Linked DNA regions of Homo sapiens: region 1 is linked to region 2. Evidence: chromatin loops called from intact Hi-C (ENCODE). Cell type or tissue: PC-9. All regions are shown on one strand.

Region 1 (8,000 bases), 65 kb before region 2:
TGGTTTCTTACAAACTAAACATACTTTTACTATATGATCCAGCAGTCATGCTTCTTAGTATTTATCTAGAGGAACTGAAAACTTATGTCCACACAAAAGCCTACATTGGACGTTCACAGCAGCTTTATTCATAATTGCCAACACTTAGAAGCAACCAAGAAGTCCTTTGGTAGGTGAATGGATGAACAAACTGTGTTACATCAGACAACAAAATAGTATTCAGTGCTATTTACCATGAAAAGACTTGGAGAGAGCTTAATTTCATGTTACTAAGTGAGAGAAGCCAATCTGAAAAGGCTACATACTGTATGATGCCAACTAATTATATTTTGGAAAAAGCAAAAGTATGAAGACAGTGAAAAGAGTATTGGTTGCCCAGGGTTAATGGGGAGGGAGGGATGAATAGGTGGAACACAGAGGTTTTTATAGGACAGTGAAACTATACTGAATGATACTTTAATGTTGGATACATGTTATTACATATTTTATTCTCATAGAATTTACAACACCAAGAGTGAACACTAATGGAAACTGTAAGCTCTGAATAATAACGATGTGTCAATGTAGGTTCATTGATTGCACCTAATGTACCATTCTGGCGGGGGAATACGGACAATGAGGGAGACTGTGCCTGTGTGCCAGTAGGGGGTATATGGAAAGTCTCTGTACCTTTCATTCAGTTTTTGCTGTGAACTGCTCTAAAAAAAGTCCATTAAAAATCAATTGGACATATGTGTGTGCATTTATTTCTGGATTTTCAATTCTGTTCCATTTTATGTGTCTCTGCCTCCAGCAGTACTATACTGTCTTGATTACTGTAGCTATACAGTAAGCTTTAACAGCAGATTGAGTGATTCCTCTCAGTTTATTCTTGTTTTATGAAATGTTTTTGCTATTGTAGGCTCTGTCCTCTCCATATAAATGCAAGAACGAGCTTGTCTATATCTGTAAAAAAAATTTGCTGGGATTTTTACAGGAATTGTATTAAACTCATAGGTCAATTTGAAAGAATTGACATATTTCTATATTGAGTCTCTTATCCATGGGTGGTATCTTATCCATTGTATGGATGTCTCTCAATTTATGTAGGTAATTTTTAATAAAAAAATTAGTACTTAAAATTTTCCACATGATTCTGTATGTTTTGGTAGAATTATACCTGAATATATACATTTGGAGCAATTGTAAATGGTATTGTGTAATCCATCTGAGATTTTGCACATGGTAGGTCCTCTACTCTCAGAATTGTTAATAAAAGCCAATATAATTGCCTAGAAGACAATTTTCTGAGAATCACTTTTCCATTATGAAAGTGCATTGAGCCTTTAGAATTCCTGGGAGTTGAGAATTGTGGCTTTGTGGTTCCTATTCAAGCCTCTTTCTAAAAATTACAAGCTACCGTCCTTGGGGAAAGCTGGTGAGTTGGACTTCTTCCTAGTTGTGGAGGTCAGCCACTTTTTCCTATTGGTAGATTTAGCGATTTAGATATAAATATGGCTTGAATGTAAGCCTCATGAGCGCAAAGCCCCTGAGTCACTGCTGGGCTTTCAACAACAAGGGGTGTGGCTAAACACAGTAGCTGCATATGATGGACTCAATGTTTCAGCATTTCCCCAAATTCAAGTGTTGAAATCCTAACCCCCAACATGATGTTTGTTGTTTAAATAGGATGCAGTCACCTGGAGTCCACACTCCAGGAGAGCTGAGGGTCCCTGGCTGAGAGCCACAGAGTGGGCAGCACCCTGTCAAGCTGTGAGTGAGACACGGCTGCCCCAGTGCATCCAGAAGGCAGAGCATCAACCCAAATAATTATTCTTGAAATTTAAGATTCAATGTTGTTTGCCTTGTTAGGTTTTGGGCTTCATTGAGGCCAACTGTCTCTCTTTCCCTTGCTCTTTCTCCTTTTGGTATGGGGAGGTCTATTTTATGCCTGATCCATCATTATACTTTGGAAGCACACGACTTGTCTGGTTTCACAGGTTCACAGCTGGAGAGGAATTTGCCTCAGGATGAATCACACTTCAAGCCTCATCCATATCTGATTTAAATAGATGAACCTCAGACTTTAGAATTTAGAGTTGATGTTGAAACAAGCTAAGGCTTTTGGGGTTGTTGAGATGGAATGAACATATTTTGCATGTGAGAAAGAGATGAATTTGGGGACCTGGGGTGAAATTTTATTAACTGAACATTTGTGTTCCCATAAAATTGTTATGTTGAAATCCTAACCTTCAATGTGATGGTATCAGAAGGTGAGGCCTTTGGGCCTCTGGGTAGGTGCTACACTACTCTGGGTAGGTGCACATCTCTCGTTGTTGGAGTTAAGGCAGGGAATTTGAGTTCATGTCTCCATGGACCTTATGTACAAACCATATCATATTTAAGTCTGAGAAACTAAAATGTTCTTATCAGATATCTTCATTGGCATGATTCCTAAGTGCTCACATAGCCAGCCAGACATACTCAGCCTGGACTAGAGGGAGACCAGCTTGTCCAGGTTGCCAGCTCTCAAGTCCATGAAAATTGAGGGGTTCTTCCTAATATCTAACTCTCTCTCAAACCACTCTTCTCCTTCACTCCTGGGACTCTTCTCCTTCACTCCTGGGACTTCAGTATCGGAGAATAATTCAGATATTTTTGATTATTCTGTAGTAAATTTGGTTAAAGAAATATTCAACAAGGCCAGCTTCCTTCATCTTTCCAATGGGTAATTGAAGTCCTTAATAGGTCCATGTTAGTTCTTTTTCTTTAACTTTTTAGTTCTGAAGATATTTTGGATAGAGCTAGTACTTAGGGGAGTCTCTTCAGTATAGATCATTAAAGCCAAATCAAGCAGGAAGTAATTGTAAACTTTCATAGGTTTGCGCCTATAGCCATACTATTAGAAGGTAGATAAAAATATGCAACCTAGTCAATTTCACATTTTCTCATTTTCTCTCATTAAATATTTGCCAAGTTCTAAGAAGAAGGCTGTAAGATTTCATTCTGGATACTGGAAAGCAAATAGTGGTATGATGTTAAACTTGTTCTCTGGAAAATAATCAAGCAAGCAAGCAAGTTTGTTTTGTTTTCTCTTTTGTTTTGTTTCTGTTGTGTTTGGCAATTTGCCTGGTATAAGTACTCCATCATGACTGATTTCAAGATTTCAAGGTACCAAAGGTTTCACAAGTGGCTAGCCAAATTCTCAAGTATTTAACAATGGGCTCTCTTGAGTTATAACAAACCAGCTCTAGCACATCACTGAGTCTCCCTGCCACCAACTTGTGGTATGACATTGGGCACATCAATGTGTGCCACCCATCTTATAAGGTCAACATTCTAAACTCCAAGTTTTAAAAAATTTCTGTGGGATAGAAACATTGAATCTAGCTGAATTTCACTCCACCAGCTATTTCAAATTTTGAGTCCTTGAACATGAAGCAGTATAAAACAACAACAAATTAATTTTAGAAAACTTATTTCAGCTGATGTTGTTTAAAGGCCAAAGAAAAACGTTTTGTCTTTATTGAGATTTAAAAATGGACAAACAAAATGAGGTTGAAGCAGTTTTGTCTAGTAAGTAGCCCAGAGAGAACAGGCACTGGTATAACCATGAAACCTCACATAAGCTACACAAACTTCCTGTGTTTTCATTTCCTTGTCTGTAAAATGATAATAGAACAGATTTTGTAATTTCTGTCGCTATTAAATGAATTAATATAAGTGAACTCTCCATTGTCAGGCTACCTCAAAGGAGATATTTGACCACTGTGGCTGTTATTGATGATAAGAATTATTGACTCTACTTCCCACATTTCACTTTTAAACCCCTTCAAGAGGGAGAATGCCACCTGACTCCAACCTGTCAGGCTGCTGGGCTATGTGTGTGGCTGAGACAGCACTGGGGTGACTTTGCCTGTATAGCTGCATGTTCCATAACTCACCACACTTCACATTTAATGGCAGAGATATTGTCCTTTACCTTTGAGAAAAATCGCTTAGGTGGTTATTTTCATGACTCACAGCAGTAGGCAAATGGGGATATGGTGAGGGATCTTTGGCCGTTTCAGTAACATGGATCGTTGTTTTTTCAGATGGGTAAAGAAGTGGCAGTTTGATTACAGGTGAGCTTCCCATTCTGATCTTACCATCAGGGCACGGCAAGGATCTGATCTTCACGTCCAAATTTTCTTGTCCATTTTCTGTGGTGATCCAGACTTGTGTAAAAGGATAACTAGTAAATCTATAAACAGAAAAGACATACTTTATAATTCACAATAGCCTAGATGTAGAAATGTCCTAAATGTCCGTCACTGGATGAATGGATAAAGAAATTGTAGCATATACGTACAATGAAATATTATTTGCCCTTAAAAACAAAGTGAATTTGCCATTTGTGACAACACAGCTGAACCTGGAGGATGTGATGCTGAGTGAAATAAGCCAAGCAAGGGAGGACCAAAACTGCATGATCTCACTTCTATAGAGCATCTGAAATAGTTGAAATTATGGAAGTAGAGTATAGAATTATGGCTGCCAGGGACTATAGGTGTGCTGGGAGGAATGGGGAGTTGTTGGCCAAAGGTCTTACAGTTTCAGTTAGACAGGATGAATCGGTTCTGGAAAGCTAATGTAGAGCAATGTGAATATATTGAACAATACTCTATTATATACTTGAAATGTGCTAAGAGGGTAGATCTTAAGTGTTCCCCCCAACCAAAATAAAGTTGATAACTATGTGAGGTGATAGATACGCTAATTAGCTTGATTGTGGTGATTAATTCACAATGTATACCTATATCAAAACATCAAGTGGTACACCTTAAGTATATATCATGTACATTTGTCAATTGTATCTCAATAAACCTGGAGGGAAAAAGACACACTTTAGTCCAAGTAAAATTAATCTGCTATCCAGTGATTCTGATTGAGAACTTGAGAATGTAATGAGTCAATGGGAAGACAATTTCTGATACTCTATAGAAGTGTTCTTTTCCCCAGCTCAGTGTGAGTTCTGCTGTAGACTCAGGCCCACATTTAGAGAATTTCTCAGATTTCTATGGGAACAAGTCAGTATATTGTTTTCCCTTTAATCTGTTGTAGCCCAAAACTTTTATAAGACATAATAGAAATAAATTACTAGAACAAAGAAATGAAAAGACATAAGGAATACAAGCCCTGCTATTCATTTGTTTTTGTTTTTGATTTTTTAGATTCAACAGCCATAAATTCCACTGGTAAGTCATACTCAATTTTCTAAGGGTTCACTTTCAATTCTTGTGTTTATTTCCTTGCAAGCTGACCACAGAGTCCTGACATCTCAAAAATAAAGAGCCCTTCATGTCACAGACCCTCCCGAATATAAATTCTTTAAAGGACCCTGAGTGGCCAGGCTGGCAGCTCCTGCAGCTGTCAGGGATATGCTATGGACCCTCTCCTTCCTGGTGTCCTCCAGAGAAAAGGGGCAACTTCCCGGGGCCAAGGAGACAAAGACACTGTTGTGCAGAAGTCCAGGGGCTGATGCATCCCAGGGTGCAGATGCCTTGCTGAGGTAGCAGAGATGCCATGGATTCTTGCATCATCAAGTCGCATTTCCCCACAGTGCTCAATGCCTGCTATCTTGCTCTTCTTCTCCTTCAAATTCCCACCTTTGGAGGCATATGAATGACTGTGGGGTTGGGAAAGTTGCACATGGAATCGAGGAACATTTTAAATTATTAAATAATTCATATTACTCTTAAGTAGCTATCTACCTACTAAGACACAGCATGTGAAGCACAATATTGATTTTTTACATTGGCAACCAGATGGATGAATGCTAACATCACATTGTGAACATTTTGATTTTTCTTAAATTATCTAATAAGGTCTAATAGAATTTTTCAATAGAAAAAAATCTCAGCATTTTAAGTAAAATTATTTTAATTTAATATTCAAATTTTTTTTGTTTAACTGACAAATCATAATTGTATACAAGTATGGGATACAACATGATGTTTTAATATATGTATTCACTGTGAAATACTTAGAACAAGTTAATTGATATATCTATCACCTGACTTATGTTTCTATCTTTTTGTGGTGAGTCATTTGAAATTTACTCTCTTGTCAATAGATCTAAGTCAGTCCATGTCAGAATTCAAATAAGAATAAAATATTTTTCTGCATGACTTCTGGATCTTATGTAAATGAGGTTATGGGAGGAGACAGTTGAATGTACATCACTTTCTCTCCCATAGCAAGATCTTAGTTTCAAATACGGCTCACCCAGAATACCTCACTGCAAGCCTGCCAGTCTTAGATGGAAGCTAAGGGGGCAGTTTCCTGGGAAGGGATTTGGAGGCAGAAGAGAAAAGACAGCATATGTTAATATGCTTAGTGCTCATCTTCCAGTGAAGGAATGTTAAAGAGATATCACTTCAAGAATAAAAACTCATATTGTAGTTCATAAATTTTTCTTCAGCCATAATAAAAGGGACTAGATTTACCATCCTGCCATAAAACTCCTACAAAACCAGCCAAATTATATAAAACAAATGGTTTTCAGATTATGGAAAATAGGCAGCTCAAGAAATGTATCCTCAAGAGAAGGTGAGTTGAGCCTCACGAGTGCCCAGTTAAGTATTTGAAAAGAGCTTCCTGGCCACAGGATGGAAAGGGACAACCCAAACACAGCCAAGCATTTCTGCTGAATTAACGAGGCAGAGATCAGAGTTTTAGGTGAATAATGATAGTAGAGTTTGTGAGTTTGTGATGTAGATTGTCTAAGCCAAGAAGGAACTGCACACACACACACACACACACACACACGAGAGAGAGAGAGAGATAGAGAGACTGAGGGAGAGAGAGAGAGAGAGAGAGAGGTTGAGAGAGAGACAGCAAGCACTGGAGATCAACAGGCTCACTTCTGGCTGAGTCCTGGTCTGTGAATATGTGTGAAGAAACTCCAAAGGACAGGGAAGAAACCAGCTGGGAACATGTCTAGAGTTTACACAAGACAGAATAGTTTGTGACCCCACCAGATAGAGTAGAAATATTTCCTAATAATGTCCCATGGGTAGAGTTCTTAGAAAGGCATTTTCTCAGTAATGGGGCCAAATCAGCCCTAAACAAAAGGCTCTTCTGGATCTTCCCTAACCAAGATCAAAAACAAAGCTCAAAAGGTTTCTAAGTAACTTCAGCTCTAAGTAAATTAATTGTGTTGCAGAGCACAGCCCCAAGATATTTAAAACAATATGAAGATATTCATCATCCAAAAATGTAAAATGTATGATGTCTGATATCCAATAAAAAATTACCAGGCACAGAGGGATTGGGGCAAAAACAAAACAAAACCCATCAATCAATAGAAACAGACCAAGAAATGACATTGATGATAGCATTAGTAAACAATAACATGAAAATAGCAAATGTAAATACACTCCAAATGTTCAAGAATGCAGAATAAACATGGATATGATGATGAAAGAAATAGAAGCTGTAAAAATATTCTAATAAAACTTTTGGAGATAAACTAGTAAATTTCTAAATAGGAAAGTTACACTGAATGGGATTAAAACATATTAGACGCTGAAGAAGAAAAAAGTTTAATGGGCTTAAAGGAATAGCAATGGAAACTATCTAAAATGAAACACACAAAGAGAAAAAAAGGCCTACAACATAAAGTAACAATGAGCTAGTGAACATGTCACCTAAAAAATGTGTCATACATTCCCAGAAGGAAAGAAGAATAACAGAGAAACAAACAAAAAACTGAAGAAAGAGTAGTTGAAATTTTTGCAGATTCAGTGAAAACTATATTCCAATTCCAGAAAGCTCAGCAAACATCAAGCAGAATAAAGAACAAAAAAATTATACTAGGCAGCATCACAATCAACTTGCTGTAAGTCACTGATAAAGAGAATGTATTAAAGGCAGCCAGAGGAAAGAAGGCATATTATGTATAGAGAAACACATATAAAAATGAGGATGAATATCAGAAACAATGGAACCCACATCTTTAAAGCACTGAGAGAAAAAAG
Region 2 (8,000 bases):
GCAAGAGGCCTCTCCAAGAAGCCCCAGTCACAGGCCTCTCCTGTGTGCACAGGCACTGTGTATTGCCCAAATGGCTCTTCCCTTTGTCAGCCCAGAGCACCTGCCCTCCTGTTCCTTCCAAAGCCCTCCACTGAGGCTACTTGCAAATTGTCAGGATGTTCTTTGGTGTGTGGAAAGCCTCCTGATTAGGGATCTACCCCATCTGCACCCTACTACAAACACAAGATGAAAGTGAAAGTTCATGCCCATGACATGCACTGGGATCATTGACCCATCTTTCTTAATATTGATTCCCATTACACACACACACATACACACACACACACACACACACACACTAATTCAACCTTTATGTATTAGTCTGTTCTCACACTGCTAATAAAGACATACCCAAGACTGGGCAATTTATAAAGGAAAGAAATTTAATTGACTCACAGTTCCACATGGCTGGGGAGGCCTCACAATCATGATGGAAGAGCAAGGGACATCTTACATGGCAGCAGGCAAGAGAGAGCTTGTGCAGGGGAACTCTCCTTTATGAAACCATGAGATATTGTGAGACTTATTCACTATCATGAGAACAGCACGGGAAAGGTCTGCTCCTATAATTCAATTACCTCCCACTGGGTCCCTTCCATGACACATGGGAATTGTGGGAGCTACAATTCAAGATGAGATTTGGGTGAAGACACAGCCAAATCATATCACTTTACTTGGAGAAGCTACTGCATTGAAGCATAATGTATAAGAGACATATGATAAAGTATATTTATTTTAAGTGTACATTTGGATGAGTTTTAATAAATTCATAAACCTGTGTACCTACCACAACAAAGAGGATAAAAAATATCTCCAAGACCCCAGAAGTTCACTTTGCCCCCTCTCAGTCAATCCCCCACAATTCCATCACCAGGCAACTGCTGGTCTCTTTCCTGTCACCATAGATTACATTCCCCCTACTGTTTTAATAAGAATGGAATTATACAGCATGCATACATTTGTGTCTGGCTTTTTGCTTTGTCAGCATGATGTTTTGAGATTTATTCATGTTGTGTGTGTTCCTGTTTTACTCTATTTGAGCTGCTGTAACACAAACACTGAAAATTGGGTGGTTGATAAAAAACAGAAACTTATTTCTCACAGTTCTAGAGGCTAGAAGTCCAAGATCAAGGCATTGGCTGATTCACCATCAGGTGAAGGTTGGGTTCCTGCTTCACAGATAACGCAGTCTCTCTGTGTCCCATAGGGTGGAAGGTATGAGGGAACTCTCTGGGACTCCTTTTGTAAGAGCACTAGTCCCATTCAGGAGGACCCCACCTTTATGATCTAATCATTCCAAAAGGCTGTATATTTTAAGAACATCACATTGGAAGTTAGGATTTCAACATATGAATTTTAGGGGAACATAAACATTCAGACCTAAGAGTTCTAGCATAACTTTTTTTGTGCAGTTGTTAGTGTTCTACTGTGTGACTGTACAACAATTTGTTTATCCGTGCGCCTATTGTTGAACATTTAGGTTGTTTCCTGTTTGGAGCCATGATGAAAAAAGCTGCTATGAACTTTTGTGTGCAAATTTTATGTGGATATATGTTTTCATTTCTCTTGGGTAAATACCTAGGAATAAAGTTTCTGGATTGTATATTAAGTAAATGTTTAACTTTATAACAGACAGCAAAATTGTCTTTCACAATGTGGTACCATTTTATATTCCCAACAGTCTTGAAAACATATAATCTGTGCAACTTTGTTCTAATTTTTCAAAATTATTTTGGTTATTTTATACCCTTTACATTTCCATCTAATTTTAGGATCAAATTGTCAGTTTCTCAACAAGAACAACAACAAAAAGATTCCGGGGATTTTACTTTGGATTATTTTGAATCTCCAGATCAATTAGTAAAGGACTGAAATCTTAATACTGAGCCTTCCAATGCATAAACATGGTATATCTCTTTCTTTCTTTCACTGGTCTGAGTAAGGTTTTATACCATGCACATATTTTGCTAAATTAATTTCTGCTAAATAAATTGCATTATTTTGTATGATGTTTTTAAGGCACCATTTTTTTCTTTTTCTTTTTCTTTTTTTTTTTTTTTTGAGACGGAGTCTCACTCTGTTGCCCTGGCTGGAGTGCAGTGGCGCCATCTCCGCTCACTGCAAGCTCTGCCTCCCAGGTTCACGCCATTCTCCTGCCTCAGCCTCCCAAGTAGCTGGGACTACAGGCGCCCACCACCATGCCCGGCTAATTTTTTTGTCTTTTTAGTAGCGACGGGGTTTCACCATGTTAGGCAGGATGGTCTCGATCTCCTGACCTCGTGATCCGCCTGCCTTGGCCTCCCAAAGTGCTGGGATTACAGGCGTGTAAGGGCACCATTTTTTAAACTTCAAATGTAATTGTTCTTTCCTAGTATGTGGATATATCTATTTGAGTTTTGTGTATTGACCTTGAATCCTGTGTCCTTGCTAAACTCATATGTTAACTCTAGTAGCTTTTTTTGCAGATACCTTAGGATTCTCTGTGAATTTGAACATTAATTTGTTAACAGATGCAGTTTGATTCTTCCTTTCTAATATATATAATGTTTATTAATTGGTACTGCCTTATTGTCCTGGGCCATCAATTTAATAGAAGCAGTGAGTAGACATTCTACCTTTGTCTCTAATTTTAGGGGAAAGCATCTATATTTGGATATATGGATGGGTAGATAAATAGGTAAGTAGGTAGATAGATAGATAGATAGATAGACATGGATAAAATTTAGCACATATCCATGATTTAAAAAAATCTTGGCTAACTAGGAATAGAAAGGAACTTCCTTAACTAGATAAAGGGTATCTATGAAAAACTTAACTATCTGTAAATAGATAGAATCATTGCTCATGTATATGTGCATGTATGTATCATATATTTATGTCTGTGTTATATTACACACATACACACATCTGTAGTAATGATCATAAGATTTTTCTTCTTTATATTTTTTAAATGGTGAATTTCATTTCATTGCTAGACCTTGTATTCATTGGTTAAATGTCTTTAGGCCATGATGCAATATCTTTTCATAATTTGATAAATTCTATTTGCTAATATTTTTTCTTTTTCCATGTCCCCCATCCTCCCATTCAAAATACAGACCAGGCACGGGGCATGGTGTATCTGAGGAGAGGTTAATATTTTACAAAGAATTTTACTGTGACTTCTTTCATGAAAGTTACCGATCTCTAACTTTCATTTCTTATGATGTCTTTGTTTGGTGTTGGTATCAGCCTAATGCTGAGCTTCTGATATACGTTGGGAAATATTCCTTTCTCCTACATTTTATGCAGAAATTTGTGTAAAATTGCTGTTACTTCTTGGTAAATGTTTGATTGATTTCATCAGTGAAGCCATTGAGATCTGGAATTTTCTTTGTGAACAGATCTTAATTACAAATTAAATTTCATTAATAAAGAGTCACTTATATTCTCTATTCTTGGGGAGTCAATTTTGGTAATTTATGTCTCTCATTGAAGTTGCTATTTTATTAAAATGCCAGTTTTATTGGCAAAATCTTATTCATTGTATCCTCTTAAATTTTTTTTATCTGTCGAATCTGTGAGTGTATCCTCTTTTTTATTCTTGAATTTGTATTTTCTGTTCTTTTTATTGAATTAATCTGACTTGAATTGTGCCAACTTACTGATCTTTTCAAATAACCAGATTTTGGTTTCATGATTTCCTCTGTTGCTTGTTGTCTATTTCATTGGTTTCAGTTATCATTGTCATATCGTCTCCTCTATTTACATGGTGTTTAATAGACCTCCTCCTAGATGGAAGCTTAGGTAATTCACTCATTCAGCTCCTCCTAGATAGAAGCGAAGATGCCTCCATTTTTTCTCTGAATGTTTTTATAAACATGTTATAGTTTTACTTTTTACATATAAGTCTGTGATTCATTATTAATTAATTTTTGCATAAAGTATAAGACTTTACCCTTAGCTTGACATTTGTTCATTTACTTTTGCCTATTGATATTCAATTGCACCAGCATCATTTTTTGAAAAAGGTTATCTTTGCTCTGTTGAATTATTTATATACCTTTGTCAAAAATCAGTTGGGCCTATTTATGTTTATTTCTGTTCATTTTTTAAATCTCTGTCTGTCCCTCTACCAACATCAAATAGTCCTGATTACTATAGCTATATAAAAATTCTTAATATTGAATAGACTTGTTTATCCCATTTTATTTCTCTTTTTCAAAATGATTTTAGCTATTCTAATTCATTTGCCTTTCCTTATAAGTTTCAGTATAATCTTGTCTATATCAACAAAATTCCTGCTAAGATTTTAATAGAGATTTCATTAAATCAGTATTTAAATTGACAACTTTACTGTGTTGAGTTTTCCAGCTCATAAATGTGTTATGTCTGTCACACACATGCCTTGTTAGATTTACATCTAAATATTTTACATTCCACTAGTGAGAATGCCTAGCACTATGTTGGCTAAGAGTAATGAGAGGAGACATTCTTATGTAGTTACTGATGTTAGGACACATCCAGTCTGTCATCATTAGGTGTAATGTGAGCTGTAGGTTTTGTGCAGCTGCTTCATACCAAGATGAGGAAGTTCACCTGCACTCTTATTTTTCTGAGAGCTTTCACTATGAATAAGTGTTGAATTTTTTTCAAATGCTTCTTCTGCTTTGATTGCTAAGATCATGTAATTGTTCCTTTTTTGCCTGTTGATATGGTGCATTATGTTGATTGATTTTTGAATACTGAACTAGCTTTGCAACCCTGGAGTAAACGCCACGTAGTTATAGTGTATACTTCTTTTTATGTATTACAGCATTCTATTAGTATTTTGTTAAGGAATTTTGTGTCTGTATTCATGAGGGATATTGGCCTTCTTTCTTCCTTTTTTGTTTTGCTTTTGTTTAGTTTTGGCATCATGATAATACTAGCTTCATAAAATGAATTGGCAAATGAACGTCCTTTCTTCAATTTTCCTGAATAGATTGTGTAAAATGAGTGTTAATTCTTCTTTAAAACTTTGGTATAATTTTCCAGTGAAATTGTCTGGGTTTAGAGATTTCATTTTGAAAGTCAAATCTTGATTAAATTAAGATTTAATTAAAAAATTCTCAGCACAATTTTCCTTATAGTGATAGGGCTATTGAAATAATCTACTTCTATAGTTTGTAAACGTTTTTTTCCATTTTGTGAGTAGTTGCTTTGTTGATTTTTTTTGATGTCTAGAAGCTTTTTATTTTATTTTTTATTTTTAAGTTATTTTAATTATTTTTTTTGAGACAGAGTCTTGCTCTGTTGCCCAGGCTGGAGTGCAGTGGCTCAATCTCGGCTCACTGCAAGCTCCGCCTCCTGGGTTCTTGCCATTTTCCTGCCTCAGAAGCGTTTTAATTTGATGTAATTCCATTTGTCTGTTTTTGCTTTTGTAGCTTATGCTTTTGAGGTCTTAGCTAAAAATTCTTTGCCCATACCAATGTCATGGACATCTGCCCTGTATTTTCTTCTAGTTCTTTCACAGCTTGGGGTCTTACATTTAAGTCTTTAATCTATTTTGAGTTGATTTTTTTTCTTTTTTTTTAATTATACTTTAAGTTTTAGGGTACATGTGCACATTGTGCAGGTTAGTTACATATGTATACATGTGCCATACTGGTGCGCTGCACCCACTAACTCGTCATCCAGCATTAGGTATATCTCCCAATGCTATCCCTTCCCCCTCCCCCCACCCCACAACAGTCCCCAGAGTGTGATATTCTCCTTCCTGTGTCCATGTGATCTCATTGTTCAATTCCCACCTATGAGTGAGAATATGCGGTGTTTGGTTTTTTGTTCTTGCAATAGTTTACTGAGAATGATGATTTCCAGTTTCATCCATGTCCCTACCAAGGACATGAACTCATCATTTTTTATGGCTGCATAGTATTCCATGGTGTATGTGTGCCACATTTTCTTAATCCAGTCTATCATTGTTGGACATTTGGGTTGGTTCCAAGTCTTTGCTATTGTGAATAATGCCACAATAAACATACGTGTGCATGTGTCTTTATAGCAGCATGATTTATACTCCTTTGGGTGTATACCCAGTAATGGGATGGCTGGGTCAAATGGTATTTCTAGTTCTAGATCCCTGAGGAATCTCCACGCTGACTTCCACAATGGTTGAACTAGTTTACAGTCCCACCAACAGTGTAAAAGTGTTCCAATTTCTCCACATCCTCTCCAGCACCTGTTGTTTCCTGACTTTTTAATGATAGCCATTCTAACTGGTGTGAGATGGTATCTCATTGTGGTTTTGATTTGCATTTCTCTGATGGCCAGTGATGATTAGCATTTTTTCGTGTGTTTTTTGGCTGCATAAATGTCTTCTTTTGAGAAGTGTCTGTTCATATCCTTTGCCCACTTTTTGATGGGGTTGTTTGTTTTTTTGTTGTACGCAAATAAACTAGAAAATCTAGAAGAAATGGATAAATTCCTCGACACATACACTCTCCCAAGACTAAACCAGGAAGAAGTTGAATCTCTGAATAGACCAATAACAGGATCTGAAATTGTGGCAATAATCAATAGCTTACCAACCAAAAAGAGTCCAGGACCAGATGGATTCACAGCCGAATTCTACCAGAGGTACAAGGAGGAACTGGTACCATTCCTTCTGAAACTATTCCAATCAATAGAAAAAGAGGGAATCCTCCGTAACTCTTTTTATGAGGCCAGCATCATTCTGATACCAAAGCCAGGCAGAGACACAACAAAAAAAGAGAATTTTAGACCAATATCCTTGATGAACATTGATGCAAAAATCCTCAATAAATTACTGGCAAAACGAATCCAGCAGCACATCAAAAAGCTTATCCACCATGATCAAGTGGGCTTCATCCCTGGGATGCAAGGCTGGTTCAATATACACAAATCAATAAATGTAATCCAGCATATAAACAGAGCCAAAGACAAAAACCACATGATTATCTCAATAGATGCAGAAAAGGCCTTTGACAAAATTCAACAACCCTTCATGCTAAAAACTCTCAATAAATTAGGTATTGATGGGACGTATTTCAAAATAATAAGAGCTATCTATGACAAACCCACAGCCAATATTATACTGAATGGGCAAAAACTGGAAGCATTCCCTTTGAAAACTGGCACAAGACAGGGATGCCCTCTCTCACCACTCCTATTCAACAGTGTTGGAAGTTCTGGCCAGGGCAATCAGGCAGGAGAAGGAAATAAAGGGTATTCAATTAGGAAAAGAGGAAGTCAAATTGTCCCTGTTTGCAGATGACATGATTGTATATCTAGAAAACCCCATTGTCTCAGTCCAAAATCTCCTTAAGCTGATAAGCAACTTCAGCAAAGTCTCAGGATGCAAAATCAATGTACAAAAATCACAAGTATTCTTATACAGAAACAACAGACAAACAGAGAGCCAAATCATGAGTGAACTCCCATCCACAATTGCTTCAAAGAGAATAAAATACCTAGGAATCCAACATACAAGGGATGTGAAGGACCTCTTCAAGGAGAACTACGAACCACTGCTCAAGGAAATAAAAGAGGATACAAACAAATGGAAGAACATTCCATGCTCATGGGTAGGAAGAATCAATATCATGAAAATGGCCATACTGCCCAAGGTAATTTACAGATTCAATGCCATCCCCATCAAGCTACCAATGCCTTTCTTCACAGTATTGGAAAAAACTACCTTAAAGTTCATATGAAACCAAAAAAGAGCCTGCATCGCCAAGTCCATCCTAAGCCAAAAGAACAAAGCTGGAGGCATCACACTACCTGACTTCAAACTATACTACAAGGCTACAGTAACCAAAACAGCATGGTACTGGTACCAAAACAGAGATATAGATCAATGGAACAGAACAGAGCCCTCAGAAATAACGCCGCATATCTACAACTATCTGATCTTTGACAAACCTGAGAAAAACAAGCAATGGGGAAAGGATTCCCTATTTAATAAATAGTGCTGG

What was found. A loop is a pair of places that touch in the nucleus more often than their neighbours do. Peaks named below come from ENCODE experiments on the same cell type or tissue, not always from the same donor. Only the 100,000 strongest peaks of a DNase experiment are listed, where the experiment ranks them.
Region 1: a loop joins it to region 2, with 7 times the contacts of the local background. A loop is called at or near these places in 1 of 110 quality-filtered maps.

Annotation. Positions count from the first base shown.
Region 1 is chr7:46,069,785-46,077,784 of GRCh38, forward strand. No RefSeq gene overlaps it. Among named protein-coding and RNA genes, the nearest start is that of IGFBP3, 150 kb to the left of the region's middle. In PC-9, no CTCF peak of the experiment used is centred here; DNase peaks (open chromatin) are centred at 1,997 and 3,087; H3K27ac peaks cover 799 bases.
Region 2 is chr7:46,134,743-46,142,742 of GRCh38, forward strand. No RefSeq gene overlaps it. Among named protein-coding and RNA genes, the nearest start is that of IGFBP3, 220 kb to the left of the region's middle. In PC-9, no CTCF peak of the experiment used is centred here; a DNase peak (open chromatin) is centred at 4,539; H3K27ac peaks cover 2,373 bases.